2 separate regions of the Mus musculus genome follow, and region 2 is linked to region 1. Evidence: chromatin loops called from intact Hi-C (ENCODE). Cell type or tissue: heart. All regions are shown on one strand. Links, peaks and the distances in the headings refer to the core of each region. The heading gives the core; the rest is flanking DNA. Region 1 has its middle 5.1 kb from the start of Acad9. Region 2 holds the start of Anxa5 (annexin A5).

Evidence for each region. Hi-C counts contacts between places; a loop is a spot of excess contacts. Peaks named below come from ENCODE experiments on the same cell type or tissue, not always from the same donor. Only the 100,000 strongest peaks of a DNase experiment are listed, where the experiment ranks them.
Region 2: a loop joins it to region 1, with 2.2 times the contacts of the local background. A loop is called at or near these places in 3 of 42 quality-filtered maps.

What each region holds. Positions count from the first base shown.
Region 1 is chr3:36,056,339-36,065,500 of GRCm38, reverse strand. No RefSeq gene overlaps it. Among named protein-coding and RNA genes, the nearest start is that of Acad9, 5.1 kb to the left of the region's middle. In heart, for the core only: a CTCF peak has its summit at 5,209 (motif pointing right); no DNase peak of the experiment used is centred there; H3K27me3 peaks cover 1,944 bases.
Region 2 is chr3:36,472,134-36,481,295 of GRCm38, reverse strand. It overlaps Anxa5 (annexin A5), which reads left to right and starts at 5,409. Exons shown (of 13, transcript NM_009673.2): 1 at 5,409-5,723; 2 at 5,836-5,866. The coding sequence starts at 5,864. 1810062G17Rik (RIKEN cDNA 1810062G17 gene) reads right to left here and starts at 5,359. Exons shown (of 3, transcript NM_028183.1): 1 at 5,057-5,359; 2 at 1,729-1,812. The coding sequence starts at 5,161. It overlaps Mir7009 (microRNA 7009), which reads left to right and starts at 5,772; the gene lies at 5,772-5,835. In heart, for the core only: a CTCF peak has its summit at 5,344; DNase peaks (open chromatin) are centred at 4,885, 5,465 and 6,085; H3K4me3 peaks cover 2,528 bases; H3K27ac peaks cover 2,898 bases.

The DNA.
Region 1 (9,162 bases), core at 763-8,762:
ATTCTCTTAAATATGTGAGTGGCGTGGTATCATTTTGTATGGGAGACTGCATGAAGCACTAAGAGCATGCTGTTTCCTCCTTTCTTGAATCTACCACTCCCTGTGTTGTGCACCCCCCTAGTCTGGCCCCTATTGGCCACAGTCTTCAGACACTTGCTTTCTTCACCACTCCCAGGGCAAGGCATTTCCCTTGGCTCGGTGACCTACCCTATGAAACTATAAACACCATGTTTGTTTGTTTGTTTCTTTTTATGATTTATTTATTTTATGTATGTGAGTATACCATTGCTGTCTACAGACACACCAGAAGAGGGCAATGAATCCCATTACAGATGGTTGTGAGCCACCATGTGGTTGCTGAGAATTGAACTCAAGGCCTCTGGAAGAGCAGTCAATGCTCTTAACCGCTGAGCCATCTTTCCAGCCCTTGTTTGTTTTTTTTAAAATGAATCTTATGTTGAGGAAGTAAGCCAAGGCAGGGCCTGGTCCAACTGGTCCAGCTCTCACATCAGGGTTTATTCATATGTCTGTTGTCTTTATTTCTAGGCAGGTTGTCCTGAGGGAACCAGTGTGGCATCAACTGTTACAAGATGACTCCTTCAGAAAATACATGCAGTTTTAACACCAATAGAAAGCATTTATGCCCCACTGGGGACTGCATAAGGAACTTCCCAAACTATGTAGCCCAGAGCCTCACTATTCTTTTCCTTTTATGCACAAAAAGCAAGTAAGAACAGTTAGCGAGAAGTGAAACTACAGAAGCCAAAAAGCAAGGTTAATATGTTTAGGGACTTTCCCAGGTCCTGGCACTATAAACTAGGTCTTTGATGAATTAGGTCTTTGTTCCTATTTTGGCAGGTTAGGGTTTTGGCAGATTGTTGTTGCCTATGTACTGAGTTCTAAGGTCAAAATGGTGTCTCTAAGATGGCATCAGTTGAGTCAGTGTCTCACAGGCTATTGAGGCCACCTTTTAGTCATGGGAGCCAAGGAACTACTTGCCCTAACTTAGTCTGAATCTTAGTAGACTGCCTCTTAAAAAATATCTATCTATCTATCTATCTATCTATCTATCTATCTATCTATCTATCTGTGTAAGAGAAAGAGTATACTAGGCACATGTGTGGAGGTCAGAAGATAGCTTCTCAAGTATTGGACCCGGATCTCCAGGCTTTGTGGCAAGCGACTTCACTCACTAAGCCGTCTTGCTAGCCCACAGACTGCCTCTTGAAAGGTTAGCGTCAGTACTGTAGCCTCTGTTCCATCGATCTGAGATCTCCAGGTGACCCAGGAGTCCCGTTCACACGAATGTGTCCTGCCAGTGTTGCTTTCTTTCTTAAGAGTCACCTTGATCACAATGTCTCTTCACAGCAATAGAACATGGAATAAATCACCTAATGTAGTGGGAACTAACTAAAATACATGAAAGTGATTTTAATGATGTCTCCAAAAATGGGGAGGTAACTCTCCATCTCTCGTTACCAAACAGAGCTTCCAGTAGCAAGCCTGGGTTATACCCAATTGAGTTGTTGGCCAAAGAGCTTCCATGGAAATGCTCCAAACACCCCAGGCTGTTGCCAATACAATAGTTTGCTCTCTGCAAACTGACAAAAAGAGTCCATTGCTGAAGACAACACCCACACTTGGGGAGGTCTAGTGGATGCCAATATAGAACCTTCACCCCTATGTTCTAAAGTCTTGAGTATGGAAAGTTACTCTGCAGGCTACCAAAAGAGAAACACATACAACAACATAGCCACAAAACCTTTGATCTACAGTGTTATCTTCCTTGCAAAATATGCTAAGCCAATGGTCGCACAAACTAGTAGGAGTAGCAAACCAATGTCTGATTTGAACAAGGCCCACTCTATGAGGTAGAACCCATACCCAACACTGCTTGGTTGCCCAAGAATCAGAGACTAGATAGCCTAGAGACCTATGGTAAAATCAAATACCACAGATCTTAAAACACAGTACTAATAAAATGACTCCTACTGATATTCTGCCAAGCTCATAGATCAGTGCCTTATTCAGCCATCATCAGAAAAACTTCCTCCTGCAGTATATGGGAATAAACACAGGGATGCACAGCCAGATATTATGCAGAGAAAGACCTTGGAACACTCAGCTCTAAATGTGATTTCTCTATTAGCCCCTCCCCCCTTCAGAGCTCAGGAGAATCTGCAGAAGAGGAAACATAAAGCGTGTAAGAGCCAGAGAGGATAGAAGATACAAAAAGAACTATGCCCTGTAAAGTCATTGATAAATGGGACCTCATGAAACTGGAATGTTTCTATAAGTCAAAGCTTCTATAAGCTTCTATAAGGAAAGCTTCTTATGGTCAATAAGACAAATCAGGAACCTAAAGATTGGGAAAAAAAATCTTCACTAACTCCACATCTGATAAAGGGCTAATGTCCAAAATATATAAATAACTCAAGAAGTTAATCACAAAAAAACCCAAACAATCCAATCAAAAAATGGGGTATAGAAGCCTCTTCTTTTTAATGAAAGACAGAAATGGGGTGGATTCAAATGGGAGGAGAGAGAGAGGGGTGGAGGGAGGGGGGATTAATTAAAGGATATTTTATGAGAAAATAATTTATTTTCAATAAAAGGGAAATCTTTTTGTTTTATTGTGTGAGTATATTGCCTACATGTATGTATGTCCATCATGTGTTTCCTGGGCTTGGAGAGGCCAGACAATGATGCTGGACTTCCTGGAACTGGGGTTGAGGAGCCTCCAGATGGGTGCTGGGAATTGAATCAGATTGAACACAAGAGTAGCAAATGTCCATGTGACAGCTGAGCCACCTCTCCAGTTCCTTCAGTGACTTTAAAGCATGATTTATTCTTTAGTACTTGTGCAACTGAACTTCTGGGTGTTCAATAGCCATACTTTGACTCCTGTATCAATGTGGTCAGAGGGACAGAAAAAGAGGGCAGTCAAACATGTTTACTTCCGTGATCATCCAGCTCCCATGGGACTATGCGTTGGTTGGTTTGTTTGTTTTATCAAAATGTCTTATATGTCTGGTAAGTCACCTGTCCTATTGTTCAGAGAGCCAAGGAGACCCCATTCTGTGGTTTCTAACCAGTCTGTATTTGCAAAGAAAAGGGTCAGTACACAGATGAAGTCATGGTCAAGCTAGACCTCTGACTCATTCTCAACATATGAAATTACTGATATAAAAATGAAAAAGAATAAAAGATACAGGGACTCCTTCTAAATCCAAGTGCTAACCGACCGTAATGGGTCAGGGTTGGGGTAGGGTTCATTTTGGCAGTCTGCATTGTCATAAGTAATCCTAAATTAAAATGATTGACATACCACAAAACTAAAGTAGAATTTAAAGGAAACAGACAAAAATTCAGCCTTAAACATGATTTCCCATTAAATCCTGTGTATGAGCTGCTGACATACTTGATAAAATATCAGAGCCACTCCAGCTATAATTTTAAAAAAACCCACTCTATTTAGATAGTTTATCTGAATCTATCATTAACTATAGCCTCACTTCAACCCTGGTTTTCTTATAAGATTGTCTTTCTTTTATTATATTTCTTCACCAAATTCCCTTTTTAAATTATTTTTTATCGAGTTATTTTATTTTATTTTATTTTATTTTATTTTATTTTCTGTGCATGAGTGTTTTTGCCTGAATGTATGTCTATGCACCATGTACATACCTGATGCCCACTCAAGACAGAAGAGAGCATCAAATCCCCAAGAACTGGAGTTTTAAACAGTTGAGAGACACCATGTAGGTGCTGGGAATTGAACTTGAGTCCTCTGCAAGAGCAGCCAGACTTCCTAATTATTGAATGCTTCCTTCAGCACCTTTAAGCCACATTCTTAATATATCGTACTCAATATGATTCTAAAAAGAACACTTTCCAAGTGATTGTACCCATGAGGGATGATTCTCCTAAAATAAGCAAGGCCATGGCTTTCCTCACTCTCATCCTTTCTGTGGTCACTGAATGACACAAAAATATTACTCTTGCTTAAACCTTGCATTTTAATCTTGTAAGATTCATGTCTTCTTGGTGATCTAACGGTTTCAAACTCCCCAGTGACACAGGAATTCCAGCTAACTCCCATGACTGGAAATATGAAGCTTCATCTTCATTCAATAGATGAAATAGGAAATTCTGTGGACCTTCTTAAGCGGAGACTCTACCCACAATCAGTACAGAAGCAATTACAGATTATTGATCATCACTTTCTTAGTGGATTTCTGTTGCTGTGACAAAACACTGATAGAAATGTAACATGAGGGCAAAGGACTTATTTGTTATATGGCCCTAATCACTGTCTATCACCGAGTGAAGCCAAGGCAGGAACTTCAGCAGACCATGGTACCACCTTTCCCAGTGGGCTGGAAGGTCTGCACCCATCATTAATAAGGTTCCCCCACAGACTTGCCTACAGGCCAGTCTGATGGAGGGATTTTTCTCTACTGGAGTTACCTCTTCCAAAGTGATCCTGGGTTGTGTCAAGTTGGCAAACTAGCAAGAATTAATTGACTCCTTCTCAACTTAATACAAGCATATCATTATCAAGTATAACTTCTTTTAATTCCAAGATCTCATGTTAATATTACAATGCATCGGTTAACCTACTAACAATAACCACAGAGAAGGCACCAAAATGTGTCAGATGTATTTAACGAATATAAATTAAGTGACTTTCTAGTTTGGATTAGTTTGACAAAAAGTGAGACTAAATTTAAATTCTCCACTTCTCTCCCTGGGTCTGTCTGTGTTACTGTATTGTCTGCGGTCTGTCTGTTGTGTGTGCCTGATCAGATCTGTCTCTATTTCCTGTGTCTGTTTTGTGTTTCTGTATGTGTGTGAATCTACCTGCCCCTAAAAAGTGCTTTGTTCTGCATTTATTGAGCAACACATAAAACAGCCTGGGAAGAGAATGACGGATCCTTTACAGAAATCCTCAACAGAGTTTTTGGTTTTGTTTTTAGACAGTCTCGCAATGTAGCCCTGGCTGGCTTGTGGCTCACTGTGTAGACTAGGTTGGTGTCTGACACAGCAACCCATCTGCTTTCCTCTATTGCTGGAATCTTTCTATAATCAGTACTGAGATACTGACAAGAATGGAAGAGAAATGTCACTAGTGGACTGAAGCCAGGCTAGCTCCTGACAGGCTCCATTCCTGAGTCCAGTTTGCAGTTTCATTTGATACTCTAAAACCACACGGTGGCGCCAGCAAGCAAAGGAAGTGGGATTTTTCCGGGCAGAAGTATACCTGCCAGTTAGCTTTTTACTTTGTAAAGTTACAGTTGACAGGTGTAAGTTTTTGTGACCAGGCTCCTGAGGTCAATCGCTGGCTTTGGCTTTCCAGTTGCCTTGGCCCCTACCCAGAATAGGAGTTAGAGGGTTGAGGTTAGGTTCAGGTAGACTAAGTGAGGTCTGGGTTACTTTTAAAGGCTAGAGGGTTGCAGTTAGAATGCTAGAGGGATAAAGTTAGGTTAAAATTAGGGCTTGGTTTGCAGTTTGGATTAGACATGGGTTAGGGGGGTTTTAGAGTTAGGCTTAGGATAAGGTGTTTAGGGATAGGCTTAGGGTTTAGGACCTTGTTTAAGGTTTCTACTAACGGAAACATCAGTTCCTGTACGAATAATGGCTTCCATGAGGACCTAATTATTTAAAACTGTAATATAAAGTTTATCAACAGACATTGACTGAGTCCAGTACACATTCATGGAATCAAATGTTTGAGTCTAGCATTCATTCTCAACCTTAAGGATAATAACCAATTCTGCCATTCTGTTCAAGCTGGAATTTCGTGCAGGAGCATACGCTGCTACACAGAGCAGAGATGGGACTCGTCGTGCTTCTTGGGAGAAGCATGGATCTCTCTCATGATACCAGTGACAAAATTCATTTCACCATCTTTGTAGTTAAAGGGACTCAGATAGCTCCACCTGGCTCATTGATAAAACCCCACAGGAGAATTCGAGCCAGATGTGTACAGAATATTTCACTCAGATTCTCCACAGGAGCCCATGAAGAGCTTCTCTGAAACAAACCACATCCTGGGACACAAAGCCGATCTTTTAAAAATCCAGAAGATTTTAAATAATTTTCTTTCCTATCTCAGCATAATGCAATAAAACTTAAAGCCAACAGAAAACAAAGCTCTAGGGAGTGCACAAACTCATGAAGATTAAACTGTTCATTATTGAGTCAAGAGAAAAATAAATAAAGGAAATTTAAAATTCCTAAAACTAAATGAAAGTGAAAATATAACACAACATAACCACTGGTAAATATTAAAAGCAATCCTAGGAGGAAAATATACAGATCCAAGTGCCTCAATTAAAATATCAGAAAGAGGCTCTGAGCAGTCTGGTATCCCTGCTGGACCTCCATTGTCATCCTCCATCTGGCCACCTTCATCAGAGCTGTGGATTCTCAACCATACAGACCTGCCGCTCTGGAACCATATAAGGTAAGGATGCACATCAGAGGCCCTCCACACCAGGACAATTGAGGTTAACTCCTTCCCAATACTTACTCCAACACCAATATCCAAGGACCAAAGTCATCCAGATGGCTAAAGGCCCTAGAAAGAACACAATCAAGAAAAGCTAGGGCAAGATGAGACCTTCAGAGTTCAGCTACTCTACTACAGCAAGCCCTGGATATCCTAACATAAACAAAGCACAAGAAAATGACCTTAAATCCAATCTTATAAAGATGATAGAGACCTTCAAAGGGGAAATGAATAAATCCCTTAAAGAAATATGGGAAAATGCAACCAAACAGGTAGAGGCCTTTAAAGAGGAAACAGACAAATCCCTTAAGGAAATACAGGAAAATACAATCAAACAGTTGAAGGAGATAAATAAAACTGTTCAAGACCTGAAAATGGACATCGAAGTAATAAAGAAAATACAAAGTAAGGGAATCCTGGAGGTGGAAAAGCTAGGGAAGAGAACAAGAACAACAAATGCAAGCATTACTAACAGAATACAGGAGCTAGAAGAAAGAATCTCAGGTATGAGAGAGACAATAGAAGAAATTGATACATCAATCAAAGAAAATGTTAAATCTAAAAAATTTCTGACATAAAACATCCAGGAAATCCGAGATACCATGAAAAGGTCTAACTTAAGAAAAATAGGAATAGAAGGTGAAGAGTTCCAACTCCAAGAATCAGAAAATATTTTCAACAAAATAATAAAAGAAAACTTTCCAACATAAAGAAAGAGATGCCTATAAACACACAACAATCCTACAGAACACTAATTAGACTGAACCAGAAAAGACCTTTTAGCAAGTCAATCTCTGCATCCCCAAACCTCTTTCCACAAAGAAACAGATTCCTTGTTCAACAAATGGTCTGGTATAGGAGTTGCCTGAAGGAGCCATTCCCTGAGCATTTCTCAGCCACTGCAAGACTGGGGTCATGTAAAGGCTCTGAAGTTCCCATAGGAAGAGCAGCCCCATAAAGCTCTGATTGTTTGCAGAAGATTACATCAAAGCCTAGGTAGGTACCATCACTCTGGAGTTCCTGCCAGAAACATGAACCTCTCTCTCTCTCTCTCTCTCTCTCTCTCTCTCTCTCTCTCTCTCTCTCTCTCTGTGTGTGTGTGTGTGTGTGTGTGTGTGTGTGAAAATAAGTGAAACATTTGTGTAGTGAAAATTCTAAGACACCGAAAAAGACATTGAAGAAGATATCAGAAGATGAAAATACTCATGAATTGGCAGGATATTGTTAAAATAGTTGTCCTTCCAAAAATCAATCTTCAGGTTAAACACAATTCCCATAAAAATTCTAATGTAATCATTTACAGAAAATAAGAAACAAATTAAGCCAGACACGATGGCTCACACTTTAATTCCAGTACTTGAGAGGCAGAGGAAGGCGAATTTCTGAGTTCAAGGCCAACCTGATCTACAGAGTGAATTGAGGACAACCATGGCTACACAGAGAAACCCTGTCTCAAAAAACGAAAAAAATAAAAAAATAAAAGAAAGAAACAAATTAAATTTCATATGACAGAAGACCCAGGATAGCCAAAATGTGTTATATTTACACATCAGAGTTCAGCTTTTAAGAACTTTTAAGGAAAACATTATCAATATTCTACAAACTGTTCCACAAAATATAAAGGCAAATATTACTACCGATTCATTCTACAAAATTAGTATTACACTGATCCCTCATTCCAAAACTTAGTAAAGCGAGAGGTGAGTTTGGGGGGGGGATATGAGGAGGGGAGAGAAGAGCAGAGGGAAAGGAGGGAAAAATATAGACTAACTTCCTTAATGGTCATAGAGGCAAAGTTTTCAACAAAGTACTTGCAAACCAAATTCAAGAACACGCAAAGACACCACAATAAAATTGCTTCCATATAAGGGACATGAGTTTTGTTGAACATATGCAAACAATAAATGTAATGTAACATTCAGGTAAACTTAGGGACAAAAATCACATGATTATCTTAACAGACTCAGAAAAAGCATTTGACTAAGTCCAACATATTTTCATGACAGAAGTCCCAAATCAGCCAGCAATATAAAGAACATTAAACATAATAAAGTCTATTACAAAAAAACCCTATAGCTAATATTATACCAAATGGCAAAATTTGAGAAAATTTTCTATAAAATCTGGAATCTAACACTATTCTCTCTGACACCCCCTTCTTCTTCTTATACACCATGTCATACTTGAAGTCTTACCTAAAACAGTTAAGATGGGAGAAACAAAAGGGATACAGATAAGAAAGGTGGAAATCATTTTTTAAGATTTATTTATTTTTATTATATATAACTACACTGTAGCTGTCTTCAGACACTCCAGAAGAGGGAGTCAGATCTCATTTTGGATGGTTGTGAGCCACCATGTGGTTGCTGGGATTTGAACTTCGGACCTTCGGAAGAGCAGTCGGGTGCTCTTACCCACTGAGCCATCTCACCAGCCCAGAAATCATTTACCTATAATGTGATCCTGTCTGTAAAAGACCCTATGGACTCTGAAAAACTCTTATATATGACAAATACTTTCAGTGAAGTTGATGAATACAAAATCATGGAGGTCATAGGTGTAGCTAATGGGATTTGTACAGGCTTTGCATTTAATCTATAATCTATTCTTCATAGCAAAGACACATTCACAATATTCATTCTATCAAC
Region 2 (9,162 bases), core at 681-8,680, 420 kb before region 1:
CTGAGTAAGAATGAACTACATAGTATTCACCTACTCACCTACCTTCTTCCAGTGCAGAAGATCAAAACCAGGGCCTTGACAGATTATAAAAATGCGACTCAGATTTCTTGATTGGTTTCCTAGGGACTTTGTAGGATTCACATGGGTTTTCTAGAAAGGTGGGAGCTCAGATGAAGAGACTGTCTGTTTCCTTTCCAGAGTCTTTAAAGCCATGTAAGCCGTGAAAGAAATTTGGAACTGTTCTTTGCATGTCATTCTATCAGACACTGATCAGACAACCGGCTCAAGCTATCCCCAGATAACCCACTCAAGCTGTTCCCCAGATAGCTCACTGAGGCTGTTCCTATGTAGCCCATTCAAACTACCCCCAGATAATCCTCTGTTCCCTGTATAACCCATTCAAGCTGTTCCCCAGGTAACCTATTGGAACTGTTCTTCATCACAATACTTTAAACCGTATCTGAAAGTGAAGAAGTGGGGAAAATAAAGATAGGTCACAGACATTATTTAAAATCCATGAATATCATGACCTTGGAAGGTGGCCCTGGAATTTCAGTCATGTTGACCTCCAACACAGACTGTTTGAACATTAATTATGCCTTTGTAATAGCTTACCCTCAAGGCCACAGGATCTTACTATGACTGTAGGTCAGGAATCCGGAACAGGCTTGCTGGATTGTATGACACTTAGGGCTTTCCCTGTGGTGCAATCAAAGTGCTGAGATAAGCTGAGGGGCTCCTTGAGGTGGTGGTGGTGGTGGTGGTGGTGGTGGTGGTGGTGGTGGTGGTGGTGGTGAGTCCTTCATGGTGTCTCCTTGAGGCACCAGGAGCAGCAGGGCAAGGTTAAGCCTCTAACTGCCCACCCTAAATGCTGACTCTAAAGGCTTCTCTTTCAGTGGATGGTGCAACACACACATCTTGCTCATACATGTACGGTATGTCTCTCTAGTGGAAACACCAGAATGGCTGCCCCTGCAGCCTCACTCCTTGTTATAGGCTGCCAGCACACAAGCAGGGTGGGGCTGAGGTCTCAGTGCCTGCCCCATATCTCCTTTCCACTGTATCTTTTGTAATAGGTTTTATAATAGCTTTTATAATGAATTGATAAGTAGACGTAAATCTCTTACTGAGTCTTGTGACTCACCATTCAATTTTATATGAAACCTGAGGAAGAGGCTGTAGGAAACCTGATATATAGCCATTGTTCAAAATTGTTGGATGAGGGGGGCTAGGAAATTGGCTCAGCACTCGCTGCTTCTGCGGAGGATCTGGCTTGATTCCCAGCACCCATAAGGTGACCCAACCATCTGTAACTCTAGTTCCTGGGGGATCTGACATCCTCTTCTAACCTCCTTTGGCACCCGACATGCACATGGTATATATACATGATACATGGAATCAACATGCTTATGTCCATAAAGTAAATCTCCTTTTTTTTTTCCTTTTAAATCTATTTTTTTCTTTTTCAACCCAGGACTCACAATGGGTGTCTGAAATGAAGATAGTCTTATGGGACTAAACCCATAGTCTATCAGGTAGATCTTTTCCCCAGGTAGAGTCAAAATTCAATTGGAGTTTATACAATTAGTATCTGAGGAGTTGGAGAATTGCTTATTGTGAATGGAACACCCTTCCCCCCACCCCAAATTAACTAGTATATGAAATCGTTCCCCCTTTTGTAAAACTTTGAAAAACAAGACCAATGAAATACATACGTCACATACATACACAGAGACTGATAAGAAATTGCTCATGTGGCTGGAGAAGCAAAGGGTTGTACCATCTGCCATGCGTATGCAGGAGGTCGGGAGGCTGGTGGGAGAGCACAGAGGAGAATCATGAGTAAATCCTAATTCCAGTCTGAAAGCCTGAACCTGAAGCACAATGGGAGGAAGACTACCATCCAGCAGTATGGCAGAAACGAACCAGTTCCTCCTGGCCTTTTGTTCTATTTAAGCCCTTAGCAAAGGGGGTTAGGCCTACCAGGGAGGTGTCTGTTTTACAGAGTTTACCAATCCAATGCTAGGCTATTTCAGAAATGCCTTCATAGACATAACATAGAGGCGACATCTAGCCAGACATCTGGGTACCCTGTAGCCCAGCTAAGCTGACACATAGACCTTCCTACTGCCATGCGGAGCTTTCCCTGACTGATTCCCTCACTACCCAGTAGCTTGCTTAACCTGCCAGGCTGCGTGCTAGCTAGACAGATTCGGTGTACCTTTCCTCCCACCCCCTGTGCTCTCAGTGTCAAAGGCAAGGCATAAAATACATTCATGGATGAATGAACAGAGTGAAAGATGCAAATGTTAGCAGGACTGGAGGCTGGAATGAGGTGGAGTGTGTGGGGCGATGGTGTGTTGGTAGCCGGTAGCTAGGCTCACAGCTCCGGAGCTGTGAATGGATTTAGAGAGATGTATTTTCATTTTTGAGTGGGATGGGTAGGGATTGAATCATCAGCATGAGAAATGAGGGCTGGGTTCGGTGGCCACAGTTTTTGGAAGGAGAAAGAGGCACGAGGAATTGAAGTCAATCATTCTGTTATTTCAAGAATTGAAGAAGGCAGCTCCTGTAATTCCAGCCAATACCCCAAACAAGGGAAAAATCAAATCACCATCCAAGGTTGCATACTAATATGATCATAAGACACAGTTTTAATCACGAATGGCCTTCTACAGATTCAGACACTGTCTGAGAATACATCCATTCGTCTAGGAAAGTTCTCTCAAAGTTTATTTTGATATCACTTAATAATTCTGAATACTAGGAATTTGTGGTAAGTTGTAACCTTTGTTGAAAGGCAATAAACCCATTTTACACTGCATTCATGCTCTGATGTATTCATATGCTTTAAATATGAAATGTCTCCCATAGGCTTCTATGTTTAATAGTTCTCAGCTGGTGGTGCCATTTTGGGGAGATTATAGAAATTTGAAGATTACATCTGGTCTCCTTCCCCATTCTGCCCTGTCCATCATGAGGCGAAGAAGTTCTTTCACCACATACTCCTGCCGACATGATAGTCTGTCCAGGAGTGTGGGCCAAGCAACCATGGAGCAGAGTCCCTAAAGCTGTGAGCCATTAGGTCATTTTGTTCACAGCCACACTAGTGTGAACTCCTCAAAGGCCTGTACTGTGGGAGGGGCTCAAGGTCCAGCAGCAAATGAGACACAGGATATCTGTCCTTTCCTAAGTGTATTTTGAAGATCCTCTCATTGCTTATTTATTTGTTTGTTTGTTTATTGCAGCACTGTGGACCAAATCCAGGGTCGTGTGCACAGTAGGAAAGCACTGGACCCCAGAGCTACATCCCCTTCCTAACTTTACTTTGGATTTTAAGTCAGAATCCCACTAAGTTCCCCAGGCTGGCTTTGAACTCCCTCTGTAGACCAGACTGACTTTGACTTTTTCATTTCCCTGACTTAGATTCCTAAGCAGCTACATCAATAGGCCTACACCCTTAGGCCTGGCTAGCCCTTTAAAGACCAAAGCATTCTTTCTGAAAGAGTCCTATGACATATTGTAATTATTTATCCAAGATCCACAGTCTAGTCTCCTGTTGGGAAGTTGATTAGCTTTTTTATTTTTTGTTAAATACAAATGTTTTGAATAAAAATAATGGAAGGGCATCTAATGTTATGAATCTCCAGAGTCTCTGCTTTTAAGTTCTTGGACAACACATCCACAGGCTGTTAGCATAGTGGCTCCAGACACCGTTCTGAAGATGTCATCTGGTGAATCACTCCCAGACTGATATGCTGAAAACCCAGCTTCCAAGATCATAGGATTGCTTTTAAGAAGCGTTAAATTATGGACATTCCACTTTGTGATTGGGAGTAATGCCCTGATAAAGGAGGCTTCAGAGGCCAGTGAGCATCTTGTGCCATGTGATGCTTCAGTGAGATGAGGTTCTCTGAGGAAGCCGACCCTCACCAGACCCTGAATGTGCAGAGCCTTGATCTTGAATTTTCCAGCTTCCAAACAGCTGAGAAATAAAATTCTATTGCTTGTAAGAAACCAAGTTACAGCATCTCGTGCTTTCTTTCACAGTGTGCCCTCTCCTCAGTGCTACGCTATATTTAGAATATTAAGGTAGGCCATTTTATGAATGTCTCCTAGGTGCTCAGAACACTCAATAGCATTCAGTCAGGCTTCCTTCCCTCTAGTAGGAAAGGCTTCTGAAAAGCCTTCTTGGGAAATAGTGTTCCTCTGCCCTCTCATGCATGAGCTCTGCCTTTCAACACGGAAAGTCAGCTTGCTCCTCCAGACTGGGGTCCAGGTGAATAAGCTAATTGTAATAGGATGTAAAGGCAACATTTGCTGGGGAAGATCAAAGGTCTGGGTCTAATAATTTATGTTACTCCTTGGCTGCAGGGCGGATCACTAGTCACTGCCAGCCGTAAGGCAGTTTTCCACAGCACTGTTAAACAGGCTTCTGCGGTCTTAACTCCAGAGAAGGAGGACACGGAGTTGAGTAGATGTAAGAAAAAAAAATACTTAGGTCAAAGACTGAAGGAGATGCTAGTAGAAAGAAAGTAGATAAGTGTGAGCGACTGAGAGATAGGTGGGCCTTAAAGGAATGCGGGGGCGAGGAGGCAGGGAAATGGTTGCATCGAAGTCATAACCGTACTTGAAGGGTCAAGTGAGAGGATCCCTTAGTGTAGGCAAACAAAACAAAACAAAACAAAAACCAAAGTAGTCTAGAAATTACAATTCCCTGGGAGAGGTGCTGGAATGTCTAAGGCTGTGGGAGCGGCTAGGTCCCCAGAGAAGGGGGCGCATGAACAGGAAAAGCAATAGGACAAGGGTACACAAGGGAAAATGGCAGGCTTCCCCTCCTCAGCGGCAGTTTTGTCTGCTTTTCCAGAAAACCATCAGTCTACCTATCAGGGCCAGACTCAGCATGTGGCAAGGCTCCCCCAACCCCCACCCTCGGTTAGCTTCTTCTTGCTCAAAAACCTGATTTTGATCCTTCTAGAACATCCGCGATCCTTTTGCAGCGTCTTTAGGCCTGGGGGCGGGCGGGGGGGGGGCGGGGAAGCTCCATCTTAGTCACCTTGCACCTGGGGTCTTTGAAGTTACAGGCTGAGTTTGGAAGTGAAACCATTTCCGCTCTGAGGCTTTGACACTGCCAGGTACAGCTCTTAAAAGAGCTGCCCATCAGCTACACGGACATCCAGAGGCAAACACTAGCACGAAACACTTGGAAAGCAGTCTGGAAAAGGTCCTCACTGTCCCATGCTTAGAGTGCGGTGCAAGACGCTGTGAGGTGCCGCTGTGACAGTCCCTAACTCTCTAGACACACCCAGACCCCTGGGCCTGCAGCGCCTCCAGCGTAGCGAAGAGTGAGCGAAAAGCCCCACGCAGGCGCAGGAGCATAGAGGCTAGGACGTGGCAGGGCGTGTCCTGATGGGGGCGCGGCCCGGGCTGGGACCTAATTAGGGAGGTGGCCATGGTAGGGGGGTGGCCTTGTCTGAGGAAAGTACCGTATCCAGGGATGTGGCAGCTGCCTGGGACAAGGCGGGGCTTATAGTGCAGCGTCTCTGGGGGCGGGACCCTGGTGGGTGTGTGATCTTGGCAGGGGCGTGGCGTGGCGGGGCCAGGTCGGGCTAGGCTGGGCTGCCCAGGGCGTTTCCGTTGCACGGAGTTGTGAAGAGTACTGCCTTGTCCTTTGGCGTGTGCATCGGTCCTGCTCTCACCCGCAGCCTGCGCTCTACTGCCTGGTAAGTGGCCGTAGTCCCGGGAGCGACTCCTCCACCAAGGGCTCAGGGCCCTTTTGGGGTCAGGGGACCAGAGCTCCAGTGACCCTGTCTCTCTTTTCCCCTCTCCCTGCAGCTCCAGTCCACTCCTGACCGACAGCATCATGGTAAGCCGTGTGACCGCGACCAGGGCGATCGGGACCCTCTCTGAAGGCAGCTGCCTTCGCAGTCTCTTGGTTTTCGCCTTTCCCATCTGTGTCCCGCTCTGTGTCCTCTCTGTGACCTCTTGGGTGTCCCCCTCCGTGTGCGCTCTCCTGTTTTCTCCCTCGCCCCGGAGTGTCCGGAACCAGCCGGTGTTTCTCCCCGGTGCATGTGAATCAGGCCGCCCCAAATCCAGAGTTGCCAAAATTAGATCCGGAGCAGGAACAGTTCTCTTGGTCATGTGAGGAGAACGCCCTTTGGCTTCCCCTATTTTTTTATTTTTCCCGCAGTTTCCTGTGTTTGAATACTGGGTGTGCGTGGGCAATCTCCATGGTGCTTCAGGGGAGCTTTTTCCAGCGCAAGGCGCAACTTATTTAACAGGAACCGACTGTGCCTTTTCTTTCTCTTTTTCTGCTAAAGGCAGTGAACCAAAAAGCTGGGTTTCCAAAGTAATGAACTGGCAAAACGAGTTCTGAATTGAATTTGCCTTGGGATTCTTTCAGAAGTTGACTTCCGAATAGGTTTTTGTTGTTGTCATTGTTTTAGGAGATCTCTTAGTATTTTTCAAGACTGTAGCAAAGAAAAGTTGATTTTTGTTTTGTTTTGTTTTGTTTTCCAAGCTAGGGTTCCTCTGTGTTGCCTTGGCTGGCCTCGAACTCACAGACTGCCTCTGCTGAGGGCTAGAACTAAAAGCCTTCACCACCACCGCCCAGCGTATGTAGTAATTTTTCAAAGCTGGTCATGTGAAGAAGTTATCATACCTAAAATATTCCGCCCTGAGGCAAAGTGGTTATACCTGGAATCCCACATCTTGGGAGGTAGAGGCAGGAGGATCAGGAGTGAAAGATCATCTTTGGTCATCAAGGGCCTTGGCTTTAACAGGCGGCCTCAACAAACAAAACAACAAAGCTTTCATCCTGAATGAAACTAATTTAATCTTGCCAATGTGACTGACCTGTTCAGAGTCTGGACAATCTTTTAAATAAGTGTTTCAGCCTACTCAGTGTGCCTGAAAACACACACACACACACACACACACACACACACACACACACACTCACACACTCGATCTCTCTCTTCCTCTCCCTCCCTCCCTCCCTCCCTCCCTCCCTCCCTCCCTCCCTCCCTTCCTCCCTCTCTCCCCTTCCCCCTTCTTCCTTCCTTCCCTCCCTTCCCTCCCTCCTTCTCTCCTTCTCCCCCTTCTTCCCTCCCTCCCTCCCCCCCTCCCTCCCTCCTTCCCTCCTTTCCTTCCTCCCTCCTTCCCTCCTTCCCTCCCTCCTTCCCTTTCTCACCAGTTAACTAGCTTGCTTGCTTTAGTACCATTGGATAAGATTTCATGACTCTTCCCAAGAGGCTGTGGAGGGATTAAGATGATTTGGTAACGCTATTGAGTTTATACAGTGTACAGTGTTGCCATTCTCTGGGTTTGCACATGAATAGATAGTTTGCTCATATTACCTCAAGGGGACCTTGGATTTAGGTTCTTCAGCAATAAAGTGCATTTTTTTTTTTTTTTTGTGGGATTAGCTTTACTCCTCTGAGGAGTTTATTTTCATATGTTGGTGTGGTGATAGACATGGTGATTATCAAGCCTCATAGAACAACCCCTCCATCCTTGCCTATTTGGCTTACTCTTAAATAGCTTGTAAATTTCCCAGGGATGTCTCCAGTGTTTTGGTTTTGACAAGGTCCTGATGTGCAGCCCAGGTTGGTTTGGAAGGGTAGGCTTCCTCTTTCTGTGAGACCCCCTTGCCTCAGCCTCCCAAGCCCGGAAATGACAACCGTGCCACCGCAACCGTGCCACCGCAGCCAGCTTGCAGCTTCTCAATCAACTATTTTTCACTATATCCACTCTTTATAGGTAGTATTGGAAACACTGTAGCACGCTGAGCTTTTCAGTGGCTTTGTCAGTAATCTTTGGAAAGCACATAAGTAAACCACTTCCTTAAAATATCTCAGATTAGGGTAGTGTTTTGTATCTTGCATTTGGTGATACAGTATGCCCACCCACATTTTATAAGTGCTGTCCCTCCCTCTCCCTAGTGGTTTTGAGGACCAGATCTCAAAGAGTTCAGCCTGGCCTTGAACTCAATATGTAGCTGAGGATGACTTTGAACTTTGACCCTCCTGCCTTGACTTCCCAAGTGCTGGGCTTACTGGTGTGCACCCCCATGTCTGTCTATAGCTGCATTCTGCTGTCCTCTGGATTCTGATGTCGTCTAGGAAAACTGGAGCTTTATGTTAGGTTTCACAGAGTTTCTTTTGTTGGAAGAACTTTTGTTGACCCAAAGGATAGGAACCAGAGACTTGCATTCCATGACATCTGGAGAGGATGGTATTAGATTTCTACCTCAGAGGTGTGTGCTTCAGCAACTAAAAATGCATTGTTTAAATATTAATGTCTCTTGCTTATTGAAATAGTTTTCCACTACAACAATTCTTCATATTTATGAACTTTGACTATGTACCTATATTAATAATTTACTTTTACTTATGTTGGGACTGCACCATTTATAAAAGTACAAAAACACAGAGGCAGGTGTTTAGGCAGAATATGAGTATGACCATCTTGCTAAGAATTTAAATAGAAAGAATTGGTTGAGCTAGGTAGTGGTATACTCCTTTAATCCCAGCACTCAGGAGGTAGGGGCAGGTGGATTTCTGTGAATTTGAGGCCAGCCTGGTCTACTGAGCAAGTTCCAGGACAGCCAGGGATACACCACAGAGAAACCATGTCTTGAAAAAAAGTTGTCTGTATCTCATAGACAAATGAACCATTTCATAAATTTTAATTCTGTTCAAAGATTTCATTTTCAGGTAATCAAATTTTAAGAATTTAATTTTGGGCGATCTGAATTTAATTTTACTAGTTTTGTTGTTCTTTTTTTTTTTTTTTTCTTTTGGGGGTAGTTGCTTTTCGAGAGGGTTTCTCTGTGTAGCCTTGGCTGTCCTGACCAGGCTGGCCTCAGACTCATAGAGATCCACCTGCTTCTGCCTCCCAAATGCTGGGGTGAAGGGTGTGCACCATCACTACTCAGCTGGTTTTGCTGTTCTTAAAGAGTTAATATGTTCACTAGAGTAGGAATGTCATGAACACAAAAACTGGGCTGTATAAATGTTCAGTAGAAACTCCAAGAGTACCAGTTACCTCTGTGATGTGTATTTAAACTGTTTAAGAGTTGGTTGGAAGATTTGGGAGTTGGTTTAGAATTGTGGACTCATAGCAGTAATTTACCAAGGCCCCTTGCAGAGCTGGCAGGAT